Linked DNA regions of Homo sapiens: all the other regions are linked to region 5. The links are chromatin loops, found by intact Hi-C in ENCODE. Cell type or tissue: dorsolateral prefrontal cortex. All regions are shown on one strand. Region 1 overlaps LDB3 (LIM domain binding 3). Region 2 overlaps LOC124902473 (a long non-coding RNA gene). Region 3 overlaps LDB3 (LIM domain binding 3). Region 4 overlaps LDB3 (LIM domain binding 3). Region 5 overlaps BMPR1A (bone morphogenetic protein receptor type 1A). Region 6 has its middle 12 kb from the start of OPN4. Region 7 holds the start of BMPR1A (bone morphogenetic protein receptor type 1A).

Region 1 (4,000 bases), 190 kb before region 5:
TCTCCTCTCCCCTACCTATGCGCTCTTCCACAGTCCCACCTGGACAGTCTCTCCCCATGAGAGTGAAGGGTCTTCCCGGTGTCCTCCTGGTGGCTTTTCTCCCTCTCTCCAAAGGCGGTGGCACTAGCCACCCAAGGAACATCCTCCTCCCCTCCAAGACCCTCATGGTCCTTCCTTCACAGTTTCTGGCAGTTCCCCAGAAATGTCTCTGTCAGGTGTCCTCACAGAGGCTTCTGAAGACCTGGGAGCCAGCCTGCCTTGACTGCAGGCCCCAGTGGGGGCTGTCCTTCTGGGTGTAACCCCTCCCCGCTTGGTTCCAGGCCCCAGGCCTCTTCCTACAGCCCCGCAGTGGCCGCCTCTTCAGCACCTGCCACCCACACCAGCTACAGTGAGGGCCCCGCCGCCCCTGCACCCAAGCCCCGGGTTGTCACCACTGCCAGCATCCGGCCTTCTGTCTACCAGCCAGGTAAGAGGCAGAGCAGGAGGGGAGGCTGTCGAAAGCCATGGGCGGGCTCCAGGAGCCACAAGAGCCAAGAAGTGGCTCTGGGGGCACATCCCCAGAAGAATGGGAAGCAAGGCCTTGCTAATGATGCTCCGCCCTCCGTCCCCTAGCTGTGGGTCAGAATCCTATGGAGCCTGCATCTGGTCTGGGGGAGACAGGTGAGCAAGAAAGCGGTGGATGATTCTAAGGGAGAGCGAAGGAGAGCAGAGAAGTCTTCTCCGGACCGGGCATGGTGGCTCACACTTGGAATCCCAGCACTTTGGGAGGCTGGGGCAGGAGGATCGCCTGAGGTCGGGAGTTTGAGACCGCCGGGGCCAACATGGCGAAACCCCATCTCTACTAAAGATTCAAAAATTAGCCGGGCGTGGTGGCACCCACCTGTAATCCCAGCTACTCGGGAGGCTGAGGCAGGAGAATCGCCGGGAGGCCGAGGTTGCAGTGAGCCGAGACTGCACCATTGCACTCCAGCCTGGGCGACAGAATGAGACTCCATCTTCTCTGTGTCATGCCAGTGTGCGAGATTTGGCCGCAGCCATGGGGGTACAGAACAGCACATAAGGAGCCTAGACTCGGGAGCAGGTCCTATCCAGGCGCAGGGAGAAACCCCAGGGAAGTTTTCTCTGCCGCTGGAGCCCAGGGAGATGAGACAGGCACTGAGTCAGGGCAGGCCTTGCTTCGGGGCGCTGGTTCATGAAGCTCGCTCTGACAGCAGGGCTGAGTGTGGGCGGTCGAAGCGGCTTTTGCCCGAGACAGAGGCCGGTGCCACGGCCTGCTCTGCTCTCGAAGGCAAAGTGCCTCATCCATCCAGGCTGCGCTGTTCATGGACACCTTGTGTTCTGGGGATGGAATGAAGCACCCAGCACAGCGTCTGTCACACGGGAGGTGCCCTTCTCTGTCCCTACAGAGAAGGGGCAAGGATAGACGGTTCTGAGGTGAAAACTCCGCAGGGCGAGGTGGCATTTTGCAGTAGTGAAAAGCCTTAGATGGAGCAGTGGGAAGAGGCTGCCCCTGCAGAGACTGGGAACACAGGGAGGGGAGGCTGGAGAGGAGTTGGAGGAGAAGCGGCGGGTGGAGGCGAGGCCTTGCCGGGGCACAAGGAGGACATTTCCGTCTCTTCCTGGGGAGGCGCTTCTGGCACCTTCCGGGGCGGCCTCCGGCTGTCTTCGCCCAGCCCGCCAGGCGGCGTCAGGGCTCCGGGGGCGCGCGGCCAGCCCGCCCTGCGTCTCCTTCCTCCTCCTTCCCGGGCTGGGGCCCAGGCGAGCGAGACGGGCCGGAGCCGCGGGCCCCCGCGCCGTTCCCAGGCCGCGCAGACATTAACTCATTCCTGCCTAGGGGGAAAGAGGCGGCCGGGCGGGCGCGCGCTGGAGTCGGCCTGCCTCCACCTCCCTCTCCGGGAGGCCCGGCTGCCAAGCGGAGTCCGGGGGCGGCTGGCAGGCGGCCCCGTATGAAGTGGGGCGTGTGGTCCCGAGCCCCCCTCCGCTCCCCTTCCCTCCAGGCTCTTCGGATCCGGGCGTCAGAGAGGGCGGGGAGCCCGCGCGGGACCCGGAGCGCCGCGGCCGCAGCCGCAGCTCCCCCCGGGGCCTCCTCCGGGCCGAGGGCGGCGTTCGCAGGCCGGATCTTATCGCTGGCGCCCGAGGTGGGCGGCCGCTCCCCGGAACACCTGAGGCCCGGGAGGGGGCGGGCGGCGGCGGCGCGGAGACCCTGCGCGCGGGCCGGGGACGGTCACGTTGGCCCGCGGGCCGGGCGGCGGCCAGGCGCTTGCGGAGAGCCGGGCCCGGCCCGGCGTGAGTCAGAAATCACCTTGTTTAATTACATATCCCCGAGCCCGCCGAGTGCGATAGGGGACTTTTGAACTTGCCAATTAGAGATGAAATATCACCTTCTAATTTAGACTGGCTTAATTCCGTCACGCAAAAATAGCAACAGCCCCGGGGCTGCGAGATGGGATATCAGGTCTCTCCTGGCGTGACGGCGAGCCAGGCTGAAGGATGCAGAAGCTGAGGGCTGCGAAGCGCCACTGCCTGCTCGCCCCCCGACGGAGTCGGGGTTGCGACGGGGGAACGGAGCTGCCGGGCCGGGCCACCGAGGCCGGGGAGGTTCCTTCTCTGGGTGGGTTAGCCCCAAGCAAGGAAGCCGTCAAATCGGGGTCCAGATTCTAGCCTGCCTCTGTGAGACCTCTGTGTTGTGGGGGCTGGAAAAGAAAAGGAGGTGGATCCGGGAGTCTGTAAGGCCTTCCGATGGAGGGAAGCGACTGCCAGGCAGGGGGAATAGGGTTAGTATTGCTGGAGGGAGGCAGGAAAGGTGGGCCAGGGCCCTGTTTACTTGAAAGGGGGCGTACTAAAGCCTGTTTTGCTGCTTGGGGAGTTTCTAAGCGGGCATCTGCTGTTGAGTCTGGCAGCCTGAGCTCGTTTCGGCTAAGCAGTTCACCAGCTGGATGACTTGGAGGCAGCCATTTAAGCTCTCCAAGTCTCAGTTCCTCATCTGTAAAATGGACTTGCAAATATTATCTGCCTCCTTGGATTGCAGCGAGTAATAAGGCACGTAAAGGGCCTGGCATGTGGAAGCAGTCATTTTGGTGAAGGCAGCACCACGCAATAGAAATTTCCTATTAGCCACATTTTTAAAAAATAAAAGAAAGCAAGTTAAATTCATTTTAATATATTTTCTTTGACTACATATATTTAAGATATCAGGCCGGACGCAGTGGCTCACGCCAGTAATCCCAGCACTTTGGGAGGCCGAGGCGGGCGGATCATAAGGTCAGAAGATCGAGACCACCAGGGTAACACGGTGAAACCCCGTCTCTACTAAAAAAGTACAAAAAATTAGCCGGGCGTGGTGGCGGGCGCCTGTAGTCCCAGCTACTCGGGAGGCTATGGCAGGAGAATCACTTGAACCCAGGAGGCAGAGGTGGCTGTGAAGCCGAGATTGCGCCACTGCACTCCAACTTGGGCGACAGAGCAAGGCTCCGTCTCAAAAATATATATATATATATATAATTTCAACATATAATCAATATAAAATAATTATTAATGTGCCTTCAAAATCTGGTGTGTGTTTTACACTAACGGCACTTCTTGGTCGGACTAGCCACATTTCAGCTGCTCATCGGCCACGTAGCACTATGTATTGGACACCGCAGGATTAGGGCTTCTGGTCTTAATCTTTTTATTTTTTGAGATGGAGTTTCTCTTTTGTTGCCCAGGCTGGAGTACAATGGCACGACTTCGACTCACTGCAACCTCCACCTCCCGGGTTCAAGAGATTCTCCTGCCTTAGCCTCCCGAGTAGCTGGGTTTACAAGGCGCCCACCACCATGCCCGGCTACTAGAAGTTTTAGTAGAGACGGGGTTTCACCATGTTGGCCAGGCTGATCTCGAACTCCTAACCTCAAGTGATCCACCGGCCTCAGTCTTCCAAAGTGCTGGGATTACAGGCGTGAGCCACCGCGCCCAGCCAATCTTAATCTTTTTTAGCAGAGAATTGCACTTCACAAAG
Region 2 (4,000 bases), 500 kb before region 5:
CATGGTGGCATGTGCCTGTAATCCCAGCTACTCGGGAGACTGAGGCAGGAGAATCGCTTGAACCCAGGAGGCAGAGGTTGCAGTGAGCCAAGATTGTGCCACTGCACTCCAGCCTGGGCAACAGAGCAAGACTCTGTCTCAAAAAAAAAAAAAAAAAAATGGGGGGGATAAAAATAACATATGCAGAAAGAAAAAGTTTTAGGTGTTTTCAGAAATTATAGCTAGTTATGGTATTGATATTGTTATTCTGAACCTGTAAGTATATAAATTGAAATAAAACAAATGACTAATTGGATTCTAATTCAGTTATTCCTGGTGTCCTTAAGAACCAGGATTCCCAGTGTGGAAGAAAAGAAATACAGGTGTAATCAAGAAGTCCTCCACTTAACGTAGTTACATCAGTATAAATTCCCAGTGTATTTTATCATATATGTAATTTACAGCTCCTCCATTGAAAAGACCTAGAAACAAAGATCAACCAAGAAGTGAAGAGGATTCCTAGCACCCCAAACTGGTAAGATGTCTTGTCATTCCAGATAACAAGGAAGTGTTCAAAGGCTACTAGGGTCACATCTAAAGGACCCAAGGATTAACCTGAAGGGCTCCAGCTGCCCAAAGAGGGGACAATTTGTATGTTACTACTGACAGTAACTGCAACGTATTGAAATCCATCTAGCACATTTAAATCCTTGGCATCGTGATGGTATATTTTTTTAACTCTTCATTTTGGGAGGATGACAGGGTAGCAATTCGTCATCTTGAAAACGGATAAATAAATGCAAAGAAACAAGCATTTACCCGCCTTTCCTCTGTGAACGGTTCCACTGGGTAACCAAATAGCAGATGAGGAGAAGAGTCTCTTTATAAAATCAACCCAGATGATAAATGAAAAATAAATTATATAATTAGTATATCACCATTTTCATCCCCCAGTGAATTAATGAATGTAAGCATTGGACATCGTCTCTCCTCAGATCTCAAAAAATAGAGACAACCAGACATTATGTGCCTCCTGACAAAACAGCACTCCACCACCTGGAGTCTCACCAAAAATCTTGAACCTGAGTCTGATCAAGCCTTTGGATCCAGCTGTCAATTTGCAGGAAATGCAGAAAACAGGGAGATGTGTTGAACTGCACCAGGAGAATGCAATCAGTGAAATCCAGACTAGAAATCTCTTCAGATTCTTCCAAGGATACATTGCAAGGAAAAGAAAGTGATGGAGAAAGAAACTACAAATTAAAGAGACTTAAAATATATTAACAAAATGAGCAAGTCTAATTTATAGCCTCTAGAGAGGCGAACTTGGGTGACAACAATTTTTTAAAAACTCGGGTAAGTAATTACTATGAAAGGCAGGAGAGTGGCTACTTTGGGAAGGAGGGAGTCGAGTGAAATCGGGAAGGAGCACGGGTAAGGTATTCTGGGGGAAAGTACTGTTTCTTGGCTTGGGTAGTGGTTACAAAGGTGTTCATTTGATAATAATTCACAAATCTTCACATTTGTGTGGCTTTCTGTGTATTGGCGATTGAATTCAAACTCAGAACTGCTAAGGCCAGCGCCCAAGGCAGCCGACCGCAGAGGCGGGTGGGCAGAGTGGATGAAAAGCAGGCGCTCGGGCCTCCAGGCCTGGCGGGGACAGGAATGTGTTCCGGGCCCCTTGCAGGAGACGCACTGCAGGGGGCGCTGCGGGCACACTGAGACCTCGGAGAGGATCACAGCTCCTGGACCTAGCCCGCGACGCGCCCAGAAGCCTCTATCGCATTCAACTCAGAGCACGACCGCTCGGGAGGAGCGGGCCCATCCAGCCCAGGGGAGGGACCAGGCCGACTTCCGCGCAATGAGCCCTAGGCGGCCGCGCAGCGGTGCAGTGGGCGCGGAGCTGGCAATCAGCGACGACCCGCGGCTGCGGCCCTGCGGGAGCTGCACCATGCGGTCCGGGGCGAGTCGGCTGACACGCGCGCTCACGGCGAGTGGAGCCGGGAATCCAGACCCCAGACGCACGGCCGAGGACCGGCAGAACCCGCTGGATTGGCAGCTCAGGAGCGGGAGGGCGGAGGCGGCGGGCGGGGCCGCTGGAGGCCTGCAATCCCAGCGCATCCCGGGGAAGACCGCCCGCCGGTGTCCGTGTGGCCCCGCGCTCCTGGGGTGGGGCCCGCCTCGTCACCCCGCCCCGTCTGTCTCCTGGTCTCGGCTCGCCGCCGCCTCCGATGAACCTTCTCGGCCTTCCGCCGAGCTCGCCTGAGCGCGCTCCTAACCTGGCTCTGGGCTCCGCCGCTGGTCGCACGGGGATTGTGTCGGCCTCGCCCCCTCCCGCTCCTCCCACACCCTCACCTTCCAGGCGGGGAGGAAGGGCTGCAGCCCCACGGCCGCCGGAACGCCCTCCCGACCCAGGGAGAATCAAGGCCAGGGCTCTCCACCGCCCCTTCCATATCCGGGTCCCCGAGGCGGGCTAGGGTCTGTGGTTTGGGGACAGAAGAGGTCGCGATTGGAGCTGGTGGGCTCCCCTAGGGGAGAGCAGGGAGTTGGAGACGCAGCTCGGCCGAGCTTTCCTTCGCCCACCCACTTTTCGGGTTGGAAGACTGAGGCAGCGGGCATGACTGGGGCCCCGCAGTGCCGGCGCCTCTGGAGGCAGAGAGAGCGCCTGGAAGGCGGCGCCGACGCCGCGGTGCGTCACTCGCCCACCTACTTACCAAAGCAGGTGACACTCGCAAACCCTGGCCCCGCGCCGCCCGCCCCAGGGTGCGGGGGAGAATAAAAAGGGCAGAAGACAGGAGTGGGGCCTAAGGGCGCGCGTGTCCCCCCGACCCCTAGCCTCCTCTCCAGGTGAGCGGCGCGCCCCACCCGGGCCTCCGAGGCCACCGCTGGGTAAAGGGAGCGAAGCCGAGGGGGGCGCCCGTGCTGGCTGGGGTCCGAGACCCGGTTTCCTCCGTGACCCAGCAAGTGTCGAGACGCGCCCAGGGACAGGAGCTGGACTTGGAGTCCACTAGGGGCAATCTCCCGCCCTTCCCGCTGCTCCGTGCCAGGCCCGAGCTTGTCTCGAGCCAGAAGGGCCAGCCTCGGAGGAGGTTACAGCGTCCGGGCGGCCGGACGGGAGCTGACAGCACACCCGTGGCCCTGAGCGGCGACGCGCCCTAGAAAGCCCGTGGGCCCGACCCCGCGGGGGGCCCTCCCCACCCCGCCCGGACGTCCTCCTCACGCCGATCCTTTCCCTCTTTCTTCCCCTTGGACCTCTGTCCTCAACTTTCTTCTGTCCCTTTCCTCGAAGGACACCTCTCCCAGGACTGGGGCCGCGCTCCAGGGCTCCCCCTCCCCCGCCACCCGCGCAGCCCGGCATATGCCTCGACCCAGCACCCGGGCCTCAGAGGAGCTGGGGTGAGGCCTGGGACGTGACAGACTAGGTCCCTGCCCTCTGGGGCTTCCATTCCGTGGGGGAGCAGCAGAAACTGGCGCGTCTACCTTTGCCAGTAGCTAGGAGTGCCATGAGAACAAGGGAAGGGGTGGGAGGGCGTCGCCTACGGAGACGAAGGAAGGCCTCCCGCGCTCATCCGCCTCCGCCTTCGGAGCACTGTGCTTGGTGTCATAACTTTTTACTGAAAAAAAAATTTCAAAGAGAAAATATTCTAAAATAAACAGCAATAAATCAGATGAAGGGGGTCAGCAATACATAAAACGTGGTACAATTTATGGTAGAAAGAGGTAAAATTTTATTTCTATTATCCAATGCCAAAGGACACCCCAAATGGTTCTGAGGATACCTTGGGCAGGTGCCAGATTTGGGGAGGCGAGGGGGAGGGAATCAATGGGACTCCAGTTCAATGACTTCGGTTCTTTACTTAAAAAAAAAAAAGTACTTGATGCGTTGTTGGTGAAACTGAATATATACAAATATATAGATATCTGGTAAGGAGAGCTGAAGACACAAGGAAAAGGCGTTGTCCTGGAGGGGATCCCTGAGAAATGGGGGCGCCTGCCCTGCCCAGAACCCTTTTAAGGAAAG
Region 3 (4,000 bases), 210 kb before region 5:
GGGTGCCAAGGATTTTCTTGAATACACCCAGACCACCCACCATCTGGAGACTTGTGTAGCCTATGGGGGTTCAGGGCCTCGGCTCTGGGAGATCTCTCTCGACACCCACCGCGCCCAGCCCTTGCCTTGGCCACCCATGTAACCGCCACCTGTTGCCCTTTTCTCCTCCCTCTCCCTGCCCGTACTCCCGCACCCCTCCCCCAGCGCCGACTACCAGGAACGCTTCAACCCCAGTGCCCTGAAGGACTCGGCCCTGTCCACCCACAAGCCCATCGAGGTGAAGGGGCTGGGCGGCAAGGCCACCATCATCCATGCGCAGTACAACACGCCCATCAGCATGTATTCCCAGGATGCCATCATGGATGCCATCGCTGGGCAGGCCCAAGCCCAAGGCAGTGACTTCAGTGGGTAAGCGCCTCCCTCCTCCACCGCCACTCAGTGCCTCCAGAGCCCGAGGGGTATGGGCCATTGGGCACCATCGGGACCAGCTTTCTTCCCTCACGTTGGACCTCCTGGAGGCATGGCCCTTGGAGGGGAGCCAGCCTTCACCAGGGCCTTCTGGAACGTGGGTATCCTCTCTTCAGACCCTCTCCATGGTCAGCTTTAGGAGAAGGGTGGAGAAATGCAGAAAATGGTGGCTCCTCAAAGTGCTTTTCACAGCCTCTGCATTTTCCCAGGCTCTATGAGGAGGCTGGAAGAAGAGACTTCTACAGTCCTCTTAACAAGGGGACCATTCTGGAGGCCCCCAGGCCTCTCACAGCGAAGCTGTCCTTTAAGGAGGGGGAAGTTACCAGGTTCTTCCAGCAATGAGAATTGATTCAAATACACTGGCTGGGTTTCTGGTTTGGGAAGGGGTCTGCGACCAACCATCCACACTACTGCTGGCAATCAGTCCCACAGATGGGAGCAATCCCCTTCTTTTTGCCCTAGGAAGCCCGGCCTCAAGGCAGTGGCATTTAAGACATCCTTGGTTCCTGGAATTCACCCATTAGCTATGGCTGGGGAATTTGAGGGTTGGTAAAGAAAGAGTTGGCTGAAAATCATTTGTGGATGAAAAATGCTAGCAATGCAAACATTCATGCAGACAGACCTCTCTCTGCGTGTCTCTGTGTCTCCCTCTCTCTGTATGTCTCTTTCTGTCTTCCTCCTTGTTGCTTTTTCTCTGTCTCTCCCTCCCCCGACCCTCGTGTGTGTGTGTGTGTGTGTGTGTGTGTGTGTGTATGTGTCTGTCTATCTGTTGTTTCTTTTTTACACACATACACATAATTCCTCACTGTTTTCTACTTGGGAATACCACTGTGTTGGCTGATTATCAGTCTCGGCAACATCTTATCCCTGGGTCAGGATCCCCTAGCAATTCAAGGCAAAAAGTCTTGAAATGACAGTGATGCTTTTTTCCAAAGCCAGAAAAACCGATGTAATAAGAGGGATGGAGGGATTAAAAAGTCCCAGAGAACCCAGTTGCACTTGGCCTTTCCAGACCCCAGCCCTTGTGGCCATGATATGCATGCAGGTTATAAAGGGCAGGCTCCCCAGCCCCAAGGGTGGAACAGTGTGGGCTCTCTGGGCTCTGCTGGAACTGAGGAGCCTGGGGCCCTTTTGGAGATGCAGTACTTCCTCTAGGCCACCAGGGAGCAGAGGTCGCCTGTCCTGGAGTTTCAAGTCAAACTCCCAAGGCTCAGGGCTGCTGCTCTTCGCCTAATTCTGGGCAAGGTTGATTGAATTCCATCATTCAAAGCAGAAAATATGACCATGCAAGTTTACAAACACAAGCATTAGCTCATGCGTACCCAGAAAAACAAGGCTGCCTAAGCCCAAGAGCTAACAGGGATTTCCTGTTAACATTTCTTTGTCACGTGTGTCCTTGGTGTGCTCTTAAAAGTAGTAGCAATGGCCAAAGGGAAGTTCAATGGAGAATAATGAAAGAAATGCTCTTCACTAACTTTCTGTTTTCTGCACGTTGGGAAGACTGCTATCATTTGGTCTCACCACTAGGGCACCCATCAGTTTTGGAATTGATGCACTGTTGATTAATCGAGACTTCACGAAGGACGTTTCCCATCTCCCTCCTGTCCCCTCCCATCCCCTCCCTATTCCTCCCCTGGTATGCCTGGAAAGGGTCCTCTTCTCCTCTTCCTTTTAACGCAGCCACGCTGAGCTGACCATGCTGTGGTGCCAGTGAGTAACCCTCTTGGCCATAACGTGCTCCCATTTCTGCTGTTAATTTCCGTGGTTCCTTCCTCAATGACCGTGTTTTTTCTCTTTTTCTTCCTCCTTCACCCACCCCATTCCCATAACTCGTTTCTGACCCTAACCCGGCTCTCTTGTGTGCGCTGCCCCTCTGCTATCCCATGATGGACGCGCACTCACGGCTGGGTTTTCCTCTGCTTGGCAGGGCGTCACCGCTGGCGTAAGTAGACCCTGCAGTGTCTGTCCAGTCATCCGTCTGTCTGGTTGTGGGATGGTGTGTGTGGGTTTGGTGGGATGTGTCTGAGGACCAGTGGTCAGCCCACGTGCTCTGTCCACGCTCCTCCTCACACCCACCTGTCAGCCAAACGACATCCCTTGCAGCCTTTACAGGCAAGTACTTGTCTCTTGGGGTTTGTCCAAATAATGTCACTGTGGTCACAGAAATCACAGAGTAGTGACACTCATGCTGCAGGCCCAGGCTGGGGGTGCATACCTGTGTTCTTCTTGCCGTGCTTTGGGGTAGCTCCCCCCGCCTTTCCTATCTGCACTGGAACAGTGTAGACCCAGACATTAGAATGCACACTGGGCCATTATTCAGGGCTAGAAGGTGACAAGGTAACCTCTTGGAGGCCACTCCCCAGAATCCTCATGGGAAGTGTATCTGCAGGAGCCAGTGCCTGCCATGACCACCCATGGGAGGGGAAAGATGAATCAGACTGGGGGCTGCACACAGTGAAGCAAATGCAGCGGTGACCTGATGTTGCGGTGACTGTGGAGTGTTTTCTGTGGCAAGAAGAACAAGCTGAAAGTGGGTCCAGAGAGTGGACTCAGGCCAAGGGCCAAGGACTGCAGGACCTGTTCCATCTTCCCTGCATATATTCTCCCTGAGCCTTGGTGTCATGAAAGGCACAGCAGTTTCCTTATCTGACTCCCAGTCTTGGTCACAGCAGCAACAAGAGTCCCTGGTCTTTGCACGGGGTTGTGGGAAATGAAGCCAGAAATGCTTTCTTGAACCCTTGGAGCCAAGAAAGGCACAGGGGAGCTCCTCCTGGGCACATTCCAGGGAAACAGCAGCAAACACCTTCCACCTGCTCTCTGGATTGCAAAGCTCTGTAGAGAGGCTCAAGGGCCTTGCATCCACACCTTCCCTCACCCACTGCACAGTTCACACTCCCTCCTTCCCTCCCCTCCCAGTGGGTCAGGAGCCAGGACCAGGGAGACCTGGTTGTGCCTTCCTGTTGCCCATCTCACCCAGACCTTAGGAACGCCTGGGACTCCTCCCTATGCCAGAAATGGCCTGTCCCAGCAACAGCAAGATCCCACCCTCTCCTTTGCTCCCTGGGCAGCTGCAGGCTCCTCCCTGGCCGGACCCTAGAAGCCTCTGCTGGTCTTTCCCAACCGATCCCAACCACAGGCTGCCAGTACCTATAGCTCTCTGGGCCAGGGCAGGGCCTTCAGCGAAGCCAGGGCAGCTCCACCCAACCTCGATCACCTTTCCCCACCTCTGCTCTTGTAGCCCACCCTGAGCCAGACACAGGGACCAGTCCTGGGACACAAGGTCAGTTCCCTGTCACACTCCTTGCAGGGAGGGTATAAGACATGGACAATGGGGAGTTTCCTCTCCCAGCCAGCCAGCCCTCTGGGGAAAAGGGAGAGGCAGGCAGAAGAGTACTGGACAGGGCATCTTTCCAGGCATAGGTCCAGGGCCTCCCACTGGGCAGAAGTAGCCTTCCTGAGCCCTATGACTGCAGGGAGCCTAATGGAAAGGACACAGGGCTAGCAGCCAGGAAACCTAGGTTCTCACCCAATG
Region 4 (4,000 bases), 210 kb before region 5:
CGCCCACGGCCTCTCTCTGCATTACAGGAGCCTCCCTATTAAGGACCTTGCCGTAGACAGCGCCTCTCCCGTCTACCAGGCTGTGATTAAGAGCCAGAACAAGCCAGAAGATGAGGCTGACGAGTGGGCACGCCGTTCCTCCAACCTGCAGTCTCGCTCCTTCCGCATCCTGGCCCAGATGACGGGGACAGAATTCAGTGAGTGCAGGCTCTCAGGGTGGCTGCAGAGGAGGGAGATGCTGAGGGGCCACCAGGGACCTGGGCCCAGCACTGCAGAAGCCAGGGAGTCCTGCTACCTGCCCTTGAAGGTGGGCCAGGCTTGATGGTTTGTCAGTGGCTGGCAGGGCTCCTTCTGGGCCTCTCAGGCAGGCTGTCCGGTGACAGCAGCCTTCTGCTCCAATGCCAACTCCAGCAGTGGGCAGCAGGCTTGGTGTGCAACTTCCGGGCGAGATGATTGCCCAGGGCTGGGATGAGGCCCTCTCAGGCTACCCCCTGACTCTTTCCCAATGTCCTCTGGGGCCTCTGCCCAGCACACAGTGGACAGGCAAGGGGGCAGTCACCGTGTGGGGCCTGGCTGAATCCTGGGGACTCAGTGCCCACAGAGCCCCAGCAGCTTTCCTTGCTGTGTCTCCCGTGAGTCCCCTGACCAGCTCCTTTCTACCAACAGTGCAAGACCCTGATGAAGAAGCTCTGCGAAGGTCAAGGTAAGTGCCTGGACTCAGGCTCTGTGGCCTTGCCCTCTAGCCCCGTCCCTCCCCGGGCAGCCCCCAGGTCACATCACTCATGGAAGGGACCTCTCAAGTTCATGGATTTGGAAAGCCTGGCCTGCAAAGGGCTCCAGCTGACACTAGCTTGAGGCAGCATCGTGAGTCAGTGAGGTGGGCACCTGGACCCGAGTCTCTGTCCTCCAGGCCCAGGCTACAAGAGCGAAGGCTCTGGGCTCTCCCAGCTTCATCCCTGGGCAGGGGGCAGGGCTGCTTTGGCCTTTGCTGGGCTGTTGAGAATGAGGGCAACTTTCCCTGTGAGGACACCCGGCTGGCCAACTTGCCCACCCACTCATCTCAGGGCCTGTCCCCCTATGATTCCGAAGGCTGGGCACTGAGAAACAGGCACACAGGGGGCTGTGCTGGACGTGAACGCCTGACCCCTGGACTCACCTGTCCAGACCCACATTGAGGTACCAGTTCTGTAAGTTGCTCAAAGCAAAATAGTTGCTGAAAAAAAAAGAACAAGCCCTGGACATGAGGATGGGTTTGTGCCAAGCTGGGGTCTTAGAGCATGGTTTCCCCATCAGTTGCAGGTCTGAGGCCACAGCCACCAACCTACCACTGTGGCCCGTCAGGTGCTCATAGCATGAGGTGGGCATGGGGGGGGGCATGCCATCCTGGAACTCACTGGAACCCGCTGGGGCCTTCCATGGTAAGGAGTAGGGCTCATTGTGATTGTATGTACACTTCCGGTAGCAAATATGTCATCTGCATGTTCTTCCCGGCACTGTCTGCCTTGGGCCAGTGCATCCTGTGGCAGCCTCTGTGCAAGGGGCTGGGGCTCAGAGGCACCCTCCCATCCTGGGCCAAGCTTTCTGTACTTGCTAACCAGCAGGCCCAACACTCAGTGGCCATGTGACCTGTGCAGAGTAGGACTCTGGAGCCAGCTTAGACTTGTGGATTTTATTTTTGAACCAACACTTTTGCCAACTCAAGTTGCTCCCACTTTTTGGCCAGGCATCCAAGCCTAAGGTGGGGTCCTCCCAGGCCTGCTAAGGATGGCATGCAGTCCCAATAACAGTTCTTAACCCTTCAGTGCCTGCAGGGCATCTAGAGAGTCCGCGATGAAGTGATGTTTGATTTAGCTCAAAAGTTAAGCTCCAGCTGCTTTAAGTGCCAGAGCTCTCAGCTCTCCCCTCCCGCTGTGCTCCGCTGTCCCTGCGTGCTGCTCCCATGCTTGTCTTGCCCTCCTCTTAGAAGCCACCCATGTAGCTGCTTCAGTGTGCAATGCAGATGTTCCCAAACATTTGATAAAAAAGTCTTTAAATCACACACCCCAGAGCAAGCGGCTTCAAAATCCCCCCGGGTTCCTTCCAGCAACAGGCCAGCAGGGGGCCTTTTTTCTCCCTCCTCTGAGACCCAGAGTCCTGCCTTCCTGGCTCCCTTCTGGTTCCTTAATGTTCTGCTTCCCTCCGATATGCAAGGCAGTCACGCTCAGCTTGTGCCTCATTAACCAGATGTCATTAGAACGGGAAAGAGTACCGTGGAAGTGCATTGCAGCAAACTTTTGTCTTTTCTTTCCCCTGGAATATTTGCAGGCTCTGCAAAGTTATTGAGTGAGGAGAGCACAAAGGCAGTGTTGAAGGTGGTCCCCAGGCCTCATCCTTGGCCTTCCCCTTCCCTCCTTCAAGGAGCATCTCTTGAAGTTTGTTCTGCCTGGTCTTGAGGGTAATTGAAGGGTGGGAGAGTAGTCCTTTCACCAGCGGCCTAACCCCATGAAAGTTTGGTTCAGCCTCAGCAAAAGGCAGCTTTCGGAGCCTCTCCCCCAGCTACGGCAGGGTTTCATGCTAGGGAAATCTGGGGAAGAGGGCCTGGGAAGTGGCTCCAGTTAGCTTCCTCCCTCAGTCCCAGGCAACTTCCCTCACCCCATCAGCACCTCTCTCTGGGGTCTCAGGCCCTGCAGTGGAGGCTCTGAAGCACCCAGCCAGCCTCTGCCCAGGTCTGGAGGGGCTCCTCTCCCTTCTTCTGACTTTAATTTCTGGAGAGTTATCCTCGTGGGCAGAGCCACCCATGTCACTGAATCCCAAGCAGTGATCCCATGGACCCAGAGGCAGGTGCAGTGGGTGTAGCAGTTCTAATCTGTCTGTGATTGAAGCCTAAAGCAGTGTGTGTGATCACTGGTCATGACTGGGGCCCCAGGCTCACCTACATCACTATCTGAGCAGAAGGGAACATGCCTTGTCCCACCCTGGTCCAGGCTGGTCAGGGGTCTTGCTCCTCAGAGGCCTGAGCCACACTTCTATCTGTCCCCACTCCCAAGTTCGAAGCTGCACCCCTAGACTCTCCTGGCCCATCTTGTTGGCTGAGAGCAGCCACCTACCTTCTCTTTCTCCTCCCAAATCCCAGCGGGGATTCTCAGGGTCTCTCTTGAAGGCTGAGTTTCCCCAGGAAGGCTTCCCTGTAAACTGCTTCCAAGTGTCTCACTCCAGCAGAGCCTGGGTTTGCCAATCCTGTGCATGGTGACACCTACACAGTCTTATGCCCATGCAAAGGTGCTTTCTCCTTCCTGGTGCTGTGTGGTGCTGTGTGGTGAGAAAGTTAGCGGGAATGTTGAGTGAGTAGTGTCAGGCATTCTGCACCAGGCAGGGGCTCTGGGACCTCGAGGTCAAGTGTGAATACACATGTCAAGAAGACTTTGCAAACTTTCCCTTCACCTCCATCACTGCTCTGCCTCCAAGGTCCACCCCCAGAGTCCCAGGGCAGCTCACAGCCCTCTTCTCCTCTCGGGTCCTGGCTCCTGATGGTATCTCTGTGTCTGGTAGCACGTAGCTTCCATCTGAGGCTCCAGTGCCAACCTGCTGGCTAGCCCAAGACAGAGTCTAATTTCCAGGGACTCTTTACAGGTGAGGTGGGGGAGGCCTGAACAGGCCAGGCATCAGCTATGAACTTCCCACCCTGGAAGGACCAGGCACCTTAGGAAACTGTCCAGGTTGCCTTGAACATCAGCCTTCTGCCTACTTCCACATGGGAACTACTCTAGTAGGTATAGGTGACGCTGTGGCTCCCCAGTTTCCATCGGAGGTAGCTGAAATAGTGCCTCCATCCCACAAACTGAGCCTCTAATCTCAGAGTCATCGCCACAGCTTCCTTCTGACTTTGGAAAGGCATTCCAGGGCCCTGATCACTCAAAAGGTCAGATCCACATTGGGCAGCCACATTGGGGATAGGGGTGGGGACAAGGCAGGGCTTGGATCTGCGAGGCATCTGGATCCCACTGCTGGGGGGAACTATCCA
Region 5 (4,000 bases):
TTACTTGCTCAAGTTCACAAAGTGAACAACTGGCAAAGCTAGGATTCAAACTGTTTGATTCCAAAACCCTTGTATTTTCTGTAATACTATGCTCCTTAATCTGTTGGCAGAGTCTATTTTTGGCTTCTTTTTAAAAATTATTATTTTTAGAGATAGGGTCTCACTACATTGCTCAGGCTGGACTTGAACTCCTAGGTTCAAGTGATCCTCATGCCTCAGCCTCCCAAGTAGCCACCACACCCAGTTTAAAGTCTACTTTCTTTCCCTTTTAAAGAAAAGGGACGTATATAACACATATATATATAACATATATATAAACATATATACATGTTTATATGAAATGTTTATATAAAAATATAACATTCCATTATCTATTGTAGTTTCCAACACTCCATCTTTCTAAAGTCTTTAAATTACACCTGTCTTTCAGCCATCTCTCTTACAAGGGCTTTCATCTTCCTGGGATATAATTCACCTAGGTTAGAATATAGGAACTCATAAGGAATACAAACGCATCGTAAGATCTCTTCGTACATTTGGGATGTCGTTTCCCACTTAGTAGTGTTTGAGCTACCTTCGTCATCCCTGTCAGCATCCTTCATAGAGAAGAAAAAACAAGACAGGAGTTGAAGAATTGTTCGTTTTTCTCCTTATCATCCACTGTCATGTCAGCAGTACATCTGTTGCTTGGAGAAACCCCATGCTGCCAAAGAAACCCTTTCTTGGTTTTTCTTTGCACTTTTCTCTTCTGCAAGGCCAAGCTCATTTTAGCTTTCCTGGAACCGTTTTTGGATGCTTGACACTTCTTTCATTCATCGTTAGTTATATGATTTTCATTTCCTCCTCCATGTGTTTTCTCTGAATCTGGGATTATTTCAGACTCTCCAGTTTAACCCTAACTTTTTTCTCTCTCTCCTTATGATCATTTAAAAGTAAAAATTGTTTAAAAGTTATTAATAAAACTTCATTTAAAATATAAAATATGTATTTGGACATTTCCAAATGCTCTTGACCATCTTCCCAACAGAATCTGAAGTCACAGGCTCATGTTTACCTTTTTAAAGTCATAGCTGATTATACTGAGGCTTTTCCTTAATTTCCGCTTACATTCTTGTTACTTGTGTAGTGACAAACAGTTCTTTGCTATTCACATGTTGGTCAGAATGGCAGTTCTCCCCAGGCTGCAGCATTCAACTTGTCAGATATTGTGTTGTTAATCCAATAAAACATCACATGCAAGTGCTGCTGCGCTTCCAGTGACTGTGTCCTTCTCTGTGCTAGCTTTCTGCTCTCTTAGGGACAGTCTCCTTGCTGGCTGGTGGTCTGTAATCAGCTCTCAAGAATGCTTTCTGTAGTTTGTCCTTCCCTCACCATGGATGCTCAACTTGCCTCTGCATCAGGCTCATGACTTCCGACGTGGCTGGGGTAGGCAGGGTCTGCAGCGCCTCTGCACGCTCAGCTGCCTTGCTAACCAGCCTTTTCTTTGGACTACGACACCCTCCACTTTTTAGTCTGATCTTAAATCTCATCCACATCTCAGTACCACAGTGAGATTATATGTACCAGACCAGTTTATGATTGTAATTACCTAAGTTCGGGTTTGGTGTTCTAATCTAGTGTCTAACACACCATCCACATAGATATGTTCTTAAGAAAAGCCATTTTGCAGTCTTCACTATTTCAGCACAAATTTTAATCTTTCAATAATCTGTTTTTACATATAAAATTTGCAGGCCCCTTTCACTCACTGAAATAGAAATTGTATTTTATGAATACTAAAAAGACATATCAGTTTAAAATACCAAACCATTTCTAATTTTATCATTACTCTTCTTTTAGGATTCTCCAAAAGCCCAGCTACGCCGGACAATAGAATGTTGTCGGACCAATTTATGTAACCAGTATTTGCAACCCACACTGCCCCCTGTTGTCATAGGTAGGTTAGCCGAGAAAAGTCGGAGCATGCTTCTCAAATATCTTCTCTGGTTTTACAGTAACCAGGCTACCTAGAATTGAACACGTCAGATTATTTTTTCATTTCAATTGTTTACATTGTTTACTTTTATTGTCAGGTCCGTTTTTTGATGGCAGCATTCGATGGCTGGTTTTGCTCATTTCTATGGCTGTCTGCATAATTGCTATGATCATCTTCTCCAGCTGCTTTTGTTACAAGTAAGAAGATATTTATTTTGAAGCAAAATATTTTGTCAAATATTAGATGTCAACCGCTGTTTGTAAAGCCAGTTGCAGAAACCATTAACTTGTATTCTCTGGTTGTATATCTCCTTTATGTAACTAGACTATAGTTCTCTTAAGGGAAAAGGACCTTACTACCAATTAATTAATTGGGCACAATTTCATACTTCTTGTATGTTCATGATTACTTATGATTTTCTTATTAATGGAATAGTGAGCTTTCTGGCATCTGAATGTTTTCGATCTGTCCCAAGAAACCCACTGTGTTATAATTCTTTTTTTTTTTTTTGCGTTATAATTCTTTAGAAATTTGGAGCTCCAGAATTGTTTGCATGTAGCCATGATTTCAGAAGACAGTTGCCAAAAAAGAAGAGTAATAAGAGACAGTCCCTAATGGATATAAACTTTAATAATAAAACATCATACCAACCTAGATACATTAATGAAACAAGTTAGTAAACCCATAAATAAACAAACCCAAGTACATACAGCAATTTAGCATATAATAAAGGAAACACTTCAGATTACTGAGGAAAAGACGTTCGCATACCTCCTTGTTTTTATTATAATTCCTCACCCTCAACAATGGGGTACCACAGTTGAGAAATCGTGTTTTGGGTCTTTCTAGATAATAGACTTGGAATCTTCTGTTAGGGAGGTGATGCGAAAGTCATATGATTATTCAGAGTAGGAGATGGGGTCGAGAGGAGAGCTCCACATCTGAGGTAGCCATCATCCCAAATGGCCCCCAGTGATTCTCACTGCCTGGGGTTCCTCCCCTTGGGGCCAGTCCCCTCCCATAACACATCAGGGCTGATCTGTGTGACAAATAGGATATGGCAAAAGTGACTTCCAAGTCTACGTTATAAACAGCTTTGCAGCTTTCACCATGGTCTCTGGGATCACTCACTCTGGGGGAAGCCAGGCATCATGCTATGTGGACACTCAACTCTGAGAGAGGCCCACACAGGGAGGAACTGAGGCCTCTTGCCAATACCCAGCCTGCAGCCTGTCGGCCTTGGAAGTGAGCCACCTTGGAAGTGACTGCAAGCTCCTGTCAAGCTTTCACATGAGTGCAGTCTCAGCTGACATCTGACCCTGAGCTACCCAATCAAGTCACTCCTGAATGCATGATCCACAGAAACAGTGAGATAACAATTGCTGTTTTAAGCCACTCAGTTTGGGAGTGATTTGCTAACACAGTATTGGATAATCCAGTGTCCGACTTTCTGAAAATTGACTTTCAAGCAGTCTTCTTGGTGTTATTGTCACCCTCAACTTTACTTCCAGACATAACCACAATGGCCAGTTCCGAAGTTCTTGGGGGAACTCCATAGTATAAACTGGTTGCTTCTTGGTTTTCTCAATTTCTAACCTAAGAATCAGACTTTTTGGGTGTGCAAAGTCACTGCTCATTCATCTGCTTCATGAATTCCAACAGTGTTTACTGTTATTTTATCTCCTTTTCTCCTTGCCTGTTAGATAAAGAAGTTTAAAACTCTTTATTGCTGTTTTAGTGGACTAGTAAAAGCAAGCAAGTATGCTCAATCGGTTATTTTAAGCTCAAAGTCCCTTTGTCAAATAACTGAATCTTTGCCAGTAAGACAGGTGATAATATCTCAAGGTGATTTTAATTTATATTTTCATATTAAAATACTTTTTTTATACATTGGTTTCTTTATTACACAAGGGCACTGTAATGTATATATTATTTTATTTATTTATTTATTTAGAAATAGAGTCTCACTCTGTCTCCCAGGTGGAGTGCAGTGATCTCGGCTCACTGCAATCTCTGCCTCCCAGG
Region 6 (4,000 bases), 260 kb before region 5:
AATGGCATCAACATGTATGGAGGTTTAGCACTCCTGGATAATGAGGAATGACTATGTTGTTAATTGTTCTCAGATCCTATACAAACTTCTATCCTCTACCATTTAGTTTCCTTACAGGAAGGATTGGAGTATTACATGTACCTCTTTTTATATAGCCTGGAACTACAGGTTTTATTCCTATTATAGCTTCTACTTTTAAAGGGTACTGGCCAGATGTGATGGCTCATGCCTGTGATCCTAATACTTTGGGAGGCCAAGGCAGGTGGATTGCATGAGCTCAGGAGTTTGAGACCAGCCTGGGCAACATGGCGAAACCCCATCTCTACAAAAAATACAAAAATTTAACTAGGCATGGTGTTGTGCACCTGGGGTCCCAGCTACTGAAGAAGCTGAAGTGGCAGGATTGCTTGAGCCCAGGAGGCAGAGGTTCCAGTGAGCACAGATCACATCACTGCACTCTAGCCTGGGTGACAGAGTGACACCCTGGCTCAAAAAAAGAACAGTTCACAGTTAAGTTACATAAACATCTGTTAAACTTAACAAAGTCACTCAATCCATATATGATGAATTTAAAATACTTTAAAAATAAATAAATAGAGGGTATTGCTTAAGGTTTGGAAGGTGTTTTGATGGATCTATTTGAACTTTGATTGGGGAAGCCAAGATGATTATTCCAATATCAGCAGAAGATTTTAACCACAATTGATCAGGTACTACCTTTAGCAGGTTTTGTAATTTTCATTACTCAATAATTCAGTGTCTACTATGGCAATATAGATTGCAATTAAATTAGATTTTGAAAAACTTTTTATGTCCAGTAACTCAGTTTTATCATCTAATTCTAAATACATTTTCCCTTTTTGGGAGAAAGAAGTGTATTATATAATTTTAAGTCTTTTTCTATAAGATGGATGGGAGCTGATTCAACCAAAAGGAAAACATAAGTCCCTTGTAAGTGACGTAGCTGAAAAGCTACAGGCTGAGATTTATAAACCAATACAGGAGTATTTGTGACACCCACCATTTGAATTTTTTGTTTACTCCAAGGAATGAATCTTGTAATAAGGTGAGATTTATTACAGATAATGTGGCTCCAGTGTCAACAAAAGCTTGTGTTCATACTCCATTTAAAATAATTATTTTTCCCAAAGTAGAGCCAGGGTCATAAGCACAAATATTTAATTTAAATTTCCTGAGAAAACCAATGTCCTGGTCCTGGTGAGAATCAGGAAATTCCTGAACTATGTCTTTAAGTTTTACCTTTGACCATGATTGAGAAACTAGGGTAGGTTCTCCCCTACCAGACACTGGCTGTTTGAGAAATGGAGCTGGAACAGTAGAAGCAGAAGGAGGAGGAGGTAGATCTGGGCAAGGTACTAAAGGATAAAGAGAAGGAGAAGATAATAAAGGATAATAAAGAATAAAGAGACAGAGGAGCTGAGGGAGGAGGATAAATTTCAGCAGTCTTTAATTCAGAATTTTTTAAGACAACTTTTTGTTCTCTTGTAAAGAAATAACTTTATTATAACCTCTTTAGAAGCTTCCAAGCCTCATTGAAAATAACTCTCCCAATTATTTTGTTTTATCTTATAGCTGACTTTTTCTCATTGAGCACACAATTAAATTAGTTTAGGCATTTCAAAGGTACTACATTTTGTCCATTGCAAATGTTAGGATTTTCTTGGGTCAAGTAAGACCATTTTTCCAAATATTGACAGGAGGTGGTGCCATAAGTATTGTACATAAATCCAGCTGGAGTTTCTAAAGATGGATTCTTTCTTAAAGAGGACTCAGTTTTAGATGGAAGATGGACCATAATTTGGATTTTCTTTTTAAGTGACCAAAGACTCAAAGAGAAAGATGTCTTATTTTTTAATTTTTAAATTTTATTTATATGTTTATTTTGAGATGAAGTCTCTCTCTGTCACCCAGGCTGGAGTACAGTTGCGCTATCTCAGCTCACTGCAACCTCCGCCTTCCAGGTTGAAATGATTCTCCTGCCTCAGCCTCCCAAGTAGCTGGGATTACAGGTGCCCACCACTATACCTTGCTAATTTTTGTATTTTTAGTAGAGGCAGGGTTTCACCACGATGGCCAGGCTAGTATCAAACTCCTCATGTTGGGCTCCTTCCCCCTCGGCATCCCAAAATGCTGGCATTACAGGCGTGAGCCACCGTGCCCAGCTGGGAAAGATGTTTTGGATCTGGTATTCTGCTTAACAGGGATTACTCCTCGAGGTGTCACCCATGAGTCACTTCTACTCTCTTATGTGTTTCAGTGAAACCCAGACATTTCTGGAGGCTTAGGGCCCTGGGATACCAACCCTTCATGTATGCCCAACAGGTTAATCAGATTTCCCTGTATGTTCTTCCTTGGGGTTTCCCTGTAGGACCCTTACACAGCAGAAGCTATGACCTCTGACAGTCCTGTGTGGCCTCAGTTACCTAAGGTGCCTTTCAGCTGGGAGGAACAGTGGCCGTTATTTAGGACTTTCTCAGGTCAAGTAAATCACATCCTCAGACAAAGCCTTTAATGAATTTTTGGTCACTCAGAAAGAAAATCTAAATGGCAATTTTAACCCAGCTCCAAAACCTGGTCAGTTTAAAACTGCACATTTAGCTTAAGCCACAAGCATTCACTTTCTCTTTTTAAAAAGAAACTGCTTTCTATTTAACCAATTTTTTTTGAGACAGAATCTCACTCTGTCACCCAGGCTGGACAGTGGAGTACAGTGTGTCAGCTCCCTGCAATCTCCACCTACTGGGTTCATGCAATTCTCGTACCTCAGCCTCCCAAGTAGCAGGGACCACAGACATGCACCATCACGTTCAGCTAATGCTTTGTATTTTTAGTAGAGATTGGGTTTCACCATGTTGGCCAAGCTGGTCTTCAACTCCTGGCCTCAAGTGATCCAACCGCCTCAGCCTCCCAAAGTGCTGGGATTACAGGTGTGAGCCACTGCACCCAGCCCCAAATTTTGAATGGGAGAAAAGTTGCAAACTTTAGCAAGCAAAACAGACAAAATCTTAACCTCAAAAGAAAGTGAAACTACAAACTTGCAAATAACAGAATCTCTAGAGAAATAACAATAAAGTGACTACCTCAAAGCCAAAAGTTGAGCTTCAGTTCTAGCTCTGTTGAGTGTGGAATTGGGTTGCTTGAATAAAGTCTGAATCTCAGCCAGAACTAGGAAGATATGAAACCTGAGAGAAGTCTTACCAGAGACCCCCGCCAGCTCTGATGAGGTCAGACGAGTAAAAGCCACTCATGCTGGTACTAAATCTCCGAATGCCAGCAAAGCAACGAGGATCGCACGAGGCTTGTTTCAGGTCCTATCTGCAGTTGCCAAAATGTCAACTTAAAATAATCAAAAGGATCAGAGTCTAATTTAAAGAGAGTTTATTCAAATACAAAGTTTGAGGATGGCCCACTCAGGAGCATCAACTGCGAAGAGATGGAGGCAGTGTTCTGAAGTAGAGAAATTAGGGTTTCATTTATAGATGCAGAGACAGAGATGTTTTTAGCAGGATTACAACATTTTTCATATGAAGTTGGCACATACTTCCAGCAATTTGATTGATGATAGGCAATGCATCCTTTTTGGAAAGGGTACATTTAGCATTTTGAATATAATGGGTGTAACAGTCATGGGTTTTCTGTCATCTGGTTTAGGCAAAGTAGGACAACAAAGGGGAAGTTAATCTATAACAAGAGTCATTAATTAAGAAGGCAGGAGGCTTTTGTCCCTGATATAATTTAATTCTCTCTAGTCATTGTACAGAACAAAAAAATAAGAAAACAAGTTAATCTATAATCTGAGAAACAGAAGTTGGAACCATATGTGACTAAGATCACATTCACATTTCTCTTAAGGTTTGAAGTGGGTTTTTTTGGGTTCCAACAGCTTTTAAATTATATTTATTTTCACACAAGAAAGCAGGAGGGATGGGACCAGAAACTGCCTTTCAGTGCTATTTCATTTTTAAAGAATGTGCTTGCA
Region 7 (4,000 bases), 140 kb before region 5:
ACACGTGTCCAGATGTCTCCCTGGGCAGACAGACCGGAGAAACGGGCTGGCATGCATAAACATGCCAGTAGCCAGGGAGAACAGCATGCCCCACTAGCTGCTGGTAGCCAGGGCGCTGAGGATTGAAGCCTGGGTACTAGCTGGGCCTTATCAAAGGAGAGCGAAAAATTCCTGAAGATTTGAAAAGGAGAGTCTTTTGCAGAGAAGCAAACATATCACGACTTAAAATTTGATGCTTCAATTTTGCTCTCATTTCTACAGTGGCAGATAACACAAGCCAGGGAATACTCATTTGTACATTTCAGAAACTTGATGTACTAAGGTTCCCACCTGAGATTGTTGTCTATTTTATAGACCAATTCATATGTCTAAAAATCCAACTAGACTATAAAGAGCATAATAACACGCTTGCCATGGTTTTCTCTGCCGACACATTGCTCAGCATACGTCAATGAGAGCTTTGACCAATCAATGTGAATCTCCTTAAGCAAAAGGCCCATCTTTTCCTTTAGAACTAAAGCTGGGGCTGGGCGCAGTGGCTCACGCTTGTAATCCCAGCACTTTGGGAGGCCGAGGCGGGAGGATCACGAGGTCAGGAGATCGAGAACACCTATTAACACGGTGACACCCCGTCTGTACTAAAAATACAAAAAGTTAGCCGGGCGTGGTGGCGGGCGCCTGTAGTCCCAGCTGCTCAGGAGGCTGAGGCAGGAGAATGGCGTGAACCCAGGAGGCGGAGCTTGCAGTGAGCCGAGATGGCGCCACTGCACTTCAGCCTGGGCGACAGAGCGAGACTCCGTCTCAAAAAAAAAAGAACAAAAAAACCCCAAAAAACAAAAAAACTAAAACTGGGTATTATGAAGGAAACTTGAGAAAGAAAAGTGACCAATTTTAGTTGATGCAAGTAATCTCACGTATCCTCTTCTTCCTGCATAGCAAGATACTACAACCCATGACTGTCAAACCTGAGACAGCTGAAGAGCCCAGAAAAAAAGATTAGGGAAGAAAACAGAATTGAAAAATAATTCAGAATGACAGAGGCTATCTGCAGCATTAAGGGCAAAGGCGGGTAAAAGAAGAAAAGGGAGACAGAATAAAAGATAAACCAAAAAATTGAAACAAAATACACGGGAATTCAAACATTTATACCAGAATATAAGGGAATACCCTGGAATCTAAACACCTCTTCAGGCAAGAATGTGTGTCAATACAAATGCCTGGCACATTGTTTTCCTTCCCCCTTTCTTTTTACCCAGTTTACCCAGTTTTAAAAGTGATTTTTTAAAATGCACCTTTAAAAGAACATCTTTTGTTAAGTGACTTAAACTTGATACATTTCTTGGATTACTAAGGAGGTTAAAGTCACATTTGGTGAAAAAGGGGCCTATCTCCTCTTTCCTCACATACGGGTCATCGAATACTTTTAAAAGCATTTTCCACCATGAATGAGGGGAAATGGAAGAAAAGAGGTGGTGACAATTATTTGCATTTTCCAAATGGACGGAATGAGCCTCCGGAGGGTACACGAGGTCACCAGCGTGAGCCCGCGGTGGAGCTGGAGGCGTATTTATAGCTGGCTGACCTCAGTCCTGTTGGGCCCTCGCCGCTCCTTATCTTATGCCGCTGGAATTCGCGGGCTCGCAGGTCACAGGAGCCCGGGCGCGCCGGGCCTGGCGCTCCCGAATCGATGAGGGAAGCCGCTCTCCCCGGCAGATCCTCCCGGCCGGGGAGCCTCCATCACCCTGCCTGCGCCTCGGCACGCTGGCAAGGAGCCCGGGAAGAGACGCCGGGAGCGGTGGGTGGGCGAGAAACAAATGCAATGTGACTTATATTTTTCTTTGTCGCAACTACCACGACCTGGCCATCCCCCACCTTGGTGACTTGGTGCCTTCCCAGCGACCTTATTTCACGCCAGCTGACTGGCGTTCACCGCAGTGTGAGTGTCGGCCGGAGGAGGGGTCCACGCGAAAGAGCCCGCGAGAGTGGGGATATCCGGCCCCGAAGGCCGGAGCGGGCGTCCAGGGCGCCGATGGCCGCAGCGCCCGGCAGCCGTGTCCACGCTCCCCTCCGCCGCGTTCCATCGCGTGCTACCTACGGCGTCTGCGGGAAGCTACCCGGGCGGCAGCTGTGGGGCTGGCTTGTGGGGAGGGGCCGGCGGGCCCGCGCGGAGGAGCAGCCCCGACTCCCGCCCGCACCAGCAGCTCGGCGCCCCCTTGCCGGCGGCTGGCCCTCCTCCCCGGCAACTGGGCGCCGGGCTCCGCGAACTCTTCGGGCGCTTCCGCCGTGCGCTCGGCTCTTTTCGTGTCCGGGGCGGGGCGGGGCAGGCGCCCGTGGTCGGGTGCGCGCGGCGCGGGCGGGGGCCTTCCCAGTGCGCGCGCGCCGTGCAAGGCCCGCGGACGCCCGCCCCTCCCCCAGGCCCCCGCACCCGCGCCGCCCCCTCCCCTCCTGGCAAGAGTCGGCGGCGGTGGCGGCGGCCGCTGCAGAGATTGGAATCCGCCTGCCGGGCTTGGCGAAGGAGAAGGGAGGAGGCAGGAGCGAGGAGGGAGGAGGGCCAAGGGCGGGCAGGAAGGCTTAGGCTCGGCGCGTCCGTCCGCGCGCGGCGAAGATCGCACGGCCCGATCGAGGGGCGACCGGGTCGGGGCCGCTGCACGCCAAGGGCGAAGGCCGATTCGGGCCCCACTTCGCCCCGGCGGCTCGCCGCGCCCACCCGCTCCGCGCCGAGGGCTGGAGGATGCGTTCCCTGGGGTCCGGGTGAGTTGGGAGTGCGCGTGCGGACCGGAGGGGCTGGCCGCAGCGGGGAGGCCAGAGGGGCTCGGGCGAGGCTGCAGAGGCAGCTGGGCGCGCGGTGGCCGGAGCCAGGGGCTGCCCGGCCCGGCCCCGGCAGCTCCGCAGGCCTCGGCGCGCGCTGGGCCGGGACCGCCCAGCCAGAGACCCACGGCACCCCGCGCCGCGTCCCCCGCCGGCCCCTCTTTTGTCTCCCACTCGCGGGTTGCAGGCCGAGTTTGGGGATGCGGAGTGGGCGAAAGTCGCTCCGGGGACGCTTCTGGAATCCTTAAATGGGAAAGGCGCTCACCTCCCCGCCCCGGAGCGGCGAGGCTGATATTTGTGATTTGGCTCCGGACGCTGTGGGGAGGAACAGGGGAGAACAAAATGAGTTTCGGGCGGGGGTCGAGTGAGAGGAGCAGCCGGCCCGCCCCCGAGTCCCCGCGGGAAGGGGCCCTGGCCCCCGAGCTCCCGGAGCTGCTTCACCTGTTGTCCTGCGCGGCCTCCGCTCCGTGGCCTGGTGATTCCGTACTTCAGTTTTGGAAAACTTTCTGCTGGATTGCCTGGACCCTTTTTTCTCTTTCCAGACTCCTAGTGGAAAGATTTGGCAAGGAAAAAAAAATGAGCTTGCGTCAGGGAAGAAAAATAATATGCTGTGTGTTAGGGTCTGGCGTTTGAGCGTGGTACTCTTTCATGCTCTCAGATGTTTTAATTTGGTCAAACTCCTGCAGGTTTTCTCTTTTAAGCGGTTAACAAACTGTTCAGAGTACATAGTATGAACTTGGCACCTGTGTTACGTCATTTAATCCTTACAACGATTCTGGTTTATTGTATTCCTCATTGTTTTAGGGGAAGAAACCGAGTCGCAAAGAGGTTAACTAACTTGTCTAAGGGAGCTGGGATTTGAACCCAGGAACATCGTATTCTGGCAAACGAATTAGGAAGAAAAAAAACCAAAACTGTTTGCAAACACTTTTACGTTTAGGAACATTTTTCAGTTACTCTTACTTGAAATTATCGCTATTTTGTTGCTGGAGTTGAAAACAACTACTTTATTGTATTTACTTGTGAGAGGAGTTAAACTTTGAATTAGAGTGTAACTTAATGCGTCTCATTGTTTTCAGTTGTTGAAATAAAGAATGTGAACCAGAATTATTTAGATTTTTAAATTTGAAGCTAAAATATGGGCAATTCTCTGATCTAGGAATGGGGTGAGTGTATGAAAGGCCGATTGAAA

What was found. Peaks named below come from ENCODE experiments on the same cell type or tissue, not always from the same donor. Only the 100,000 strongest peaks of a DNase experiment are listed, where the experiment ranks them.
Region 1: it touches region 5 in a loop (6-fold over the local background); 78 of 110 quality-filtered maps call a loop at or near these places.
Region 2: it touches region 5 in a loop (7-fold over the local background); 6 of 110 quality-filtered maps call a loop at or near these places.
Region 3: it touches region 5 in a loop (4-fold over the local background); 81 of 110 quality-filtered maps call a loop at or near these places.
Region 4: a loop joins it to region 5, with 4 times the contacts of the local background. A loop is called at or near these places in 92 of 110 quality-filtered maps.
Region 6: a loop joins it to region 5, with 5 times the contacts of the local background. A loop is called at or near these places in 7 of 110 quality-filtered maps.
Region 7: it touches region 5 in a loop (4-fold over the local background); 42 of 110 quality-filtered maps call a loop at or near these places.

Annotation. Positions count from the first base shown.
Region 1 is chr10:86,709,585-86,713,584 of GRCh38, forward strand. It overlaps LDB3 (LIM domain binding 3), which reads left to right. Exons shown (of 14, transcript NM_007078.3): 9 at 321-466. Among named protein-coding and RNA genes, the nearest start is that of LDB3, 43 kb to the left of the region's middle. RefSeq lists enhancers at 1,204-1,823, 1,824-2,443, 2,988-3,037 and a silencer at 1,558-2,247. In dorsolateral prefrontal cortex, CTCF peaks have their summits at 1,677 and 1,878; DNase peaks (open chromatin) are centred at 1,258, 1,687 and 2,427; H3K4me3 peaks cover 2,201 bases; H3K27ac peaks cover 2,735 bases.
Region 2 is chr10:86,398,298-86,402,297 of GRCh38, forward strand. It overlaps LOC124902473 (a long non-coding RNA gene), which reads right to left. Exons shown (of 2, transcript XR_007062221.1): 2 at 3,684-4,000. Among named protein-coding and RNA genes, the nearest start is that of GRID1, 34 kb to the left of the region's middle. RefSeq lists enhancers at 1,477-2,470, 1,534-1,583, 1,575-1,869, 1,674-1,723, 2,471-3,464 and silencers at 1,874-2,103, 2,114-2,163, 2,854-2,903, 2,974-3,023, 3,144-3,203. In dorsolateral prefrontal cortex, CTCF peaks have their summits at 1,675 (motif pointing right), 1,882 and 2,975; DNase peaks (open chromatin) are centred at 1,694, 2,614, 3,014 and 3,482; H3K4me3 peaks cover 2,603 bases; H3K27ac peaks cover 3,431 bases.
Region 3 is chr10:86,686,865-86,690,864 of GRCh38, forward strand. The region is part of intron 5 of LDB3 (LIM domain binding 3); the gene reads left to right. Among named protein-coding and RNA genes, the nearest start is that of LDB3, 20 kb to the left of the region's middle. RefSeq lists enhancers at 1-2,705, 292-829. In dorsolateral prefrontal cortex, CTCF peaks have their summits at 1,638 (motif pointing right) and 1,839; a DNase peak (open chromatin) is centred at 1,617; H3K27ac peaks cover 628 bases.
Region 4 is chr10:86,691,869-86,695,868 of GRCh38, forward strand. It overlaps LDB3 (LIM domain binding 3), which reads left to right. Exons shown (of 14, transcript NM_007078.3): 6 at 28-197; 7 at 667-703. Among named protein-coding and RNA genes, the nearest start is that of LDB3, 25 kb to the left of the region's middle. In dorsolateral prefrontal cortex, a CTCF peak has its summit at 2,101 (motif pointing right); no DNase peak of the experiment used is centred here; H3K27ac peaks cover 518 bases.
Region 5 is chr10:86,897,955-86,901,954 of GRCh38, forward strand. It overlaps BMPR1A (bone morphogenetic protein receptor type 1A), which reads left to right. Exons shown (of 13, transcript NM_004329.3): 6 at 1,840-1,936; 7 at 2,073-2,172. Among named protein-coding and RNA genes, the nearest start is that of MMRN2, 58 kb to the right of the region's middle. In dorsolateral prefrontal cortex, CTCF peaks have their summits at 1,909 (motif pointing left), 2,110, 3,213 and 3,529; DNase peaks (open chromatin) are centred at 1,402, 1,917 and 3,217; H3K27ac peaks cover 800 bases.
Region 6 is chr10:86,640,495-86,644,494 of GRCh38, forward strand. No RefSeq gene overlaps it. Among named protein-coding and RNA genes, the nearest start is that of OPN4, 12 kb to the right of the region's middle. RefSeq lists an enhancer at 2,720-2,959. In dorsolateral prefrontal cortex, a CTCF peak has its summit at 1,711 (motif pointing right); no DNase peak of the experiment used is centred here.
Region 7 is chr10:86,754,169-86,758,168 of GRCh38, forward strand. It overlaps BMPR1A (bone morphogenetic protein receptor type 1A), which reads left to right and starts at 2,451. Exons shown (of 13, transcript NM_004329.3): 1 at 2,451-2,751. RefSeq lists a silencer at 1,964-2,933. In dorsolateral prefrontal cortex, no CTCF peak of the experiment used is centred here; DNase peaks (open chromatin) are centred at 1,713, 2,303 and 3,003; H3K4me3 peaks cover 3,296 bases; H3K27ac peaks cover 3,109 bases.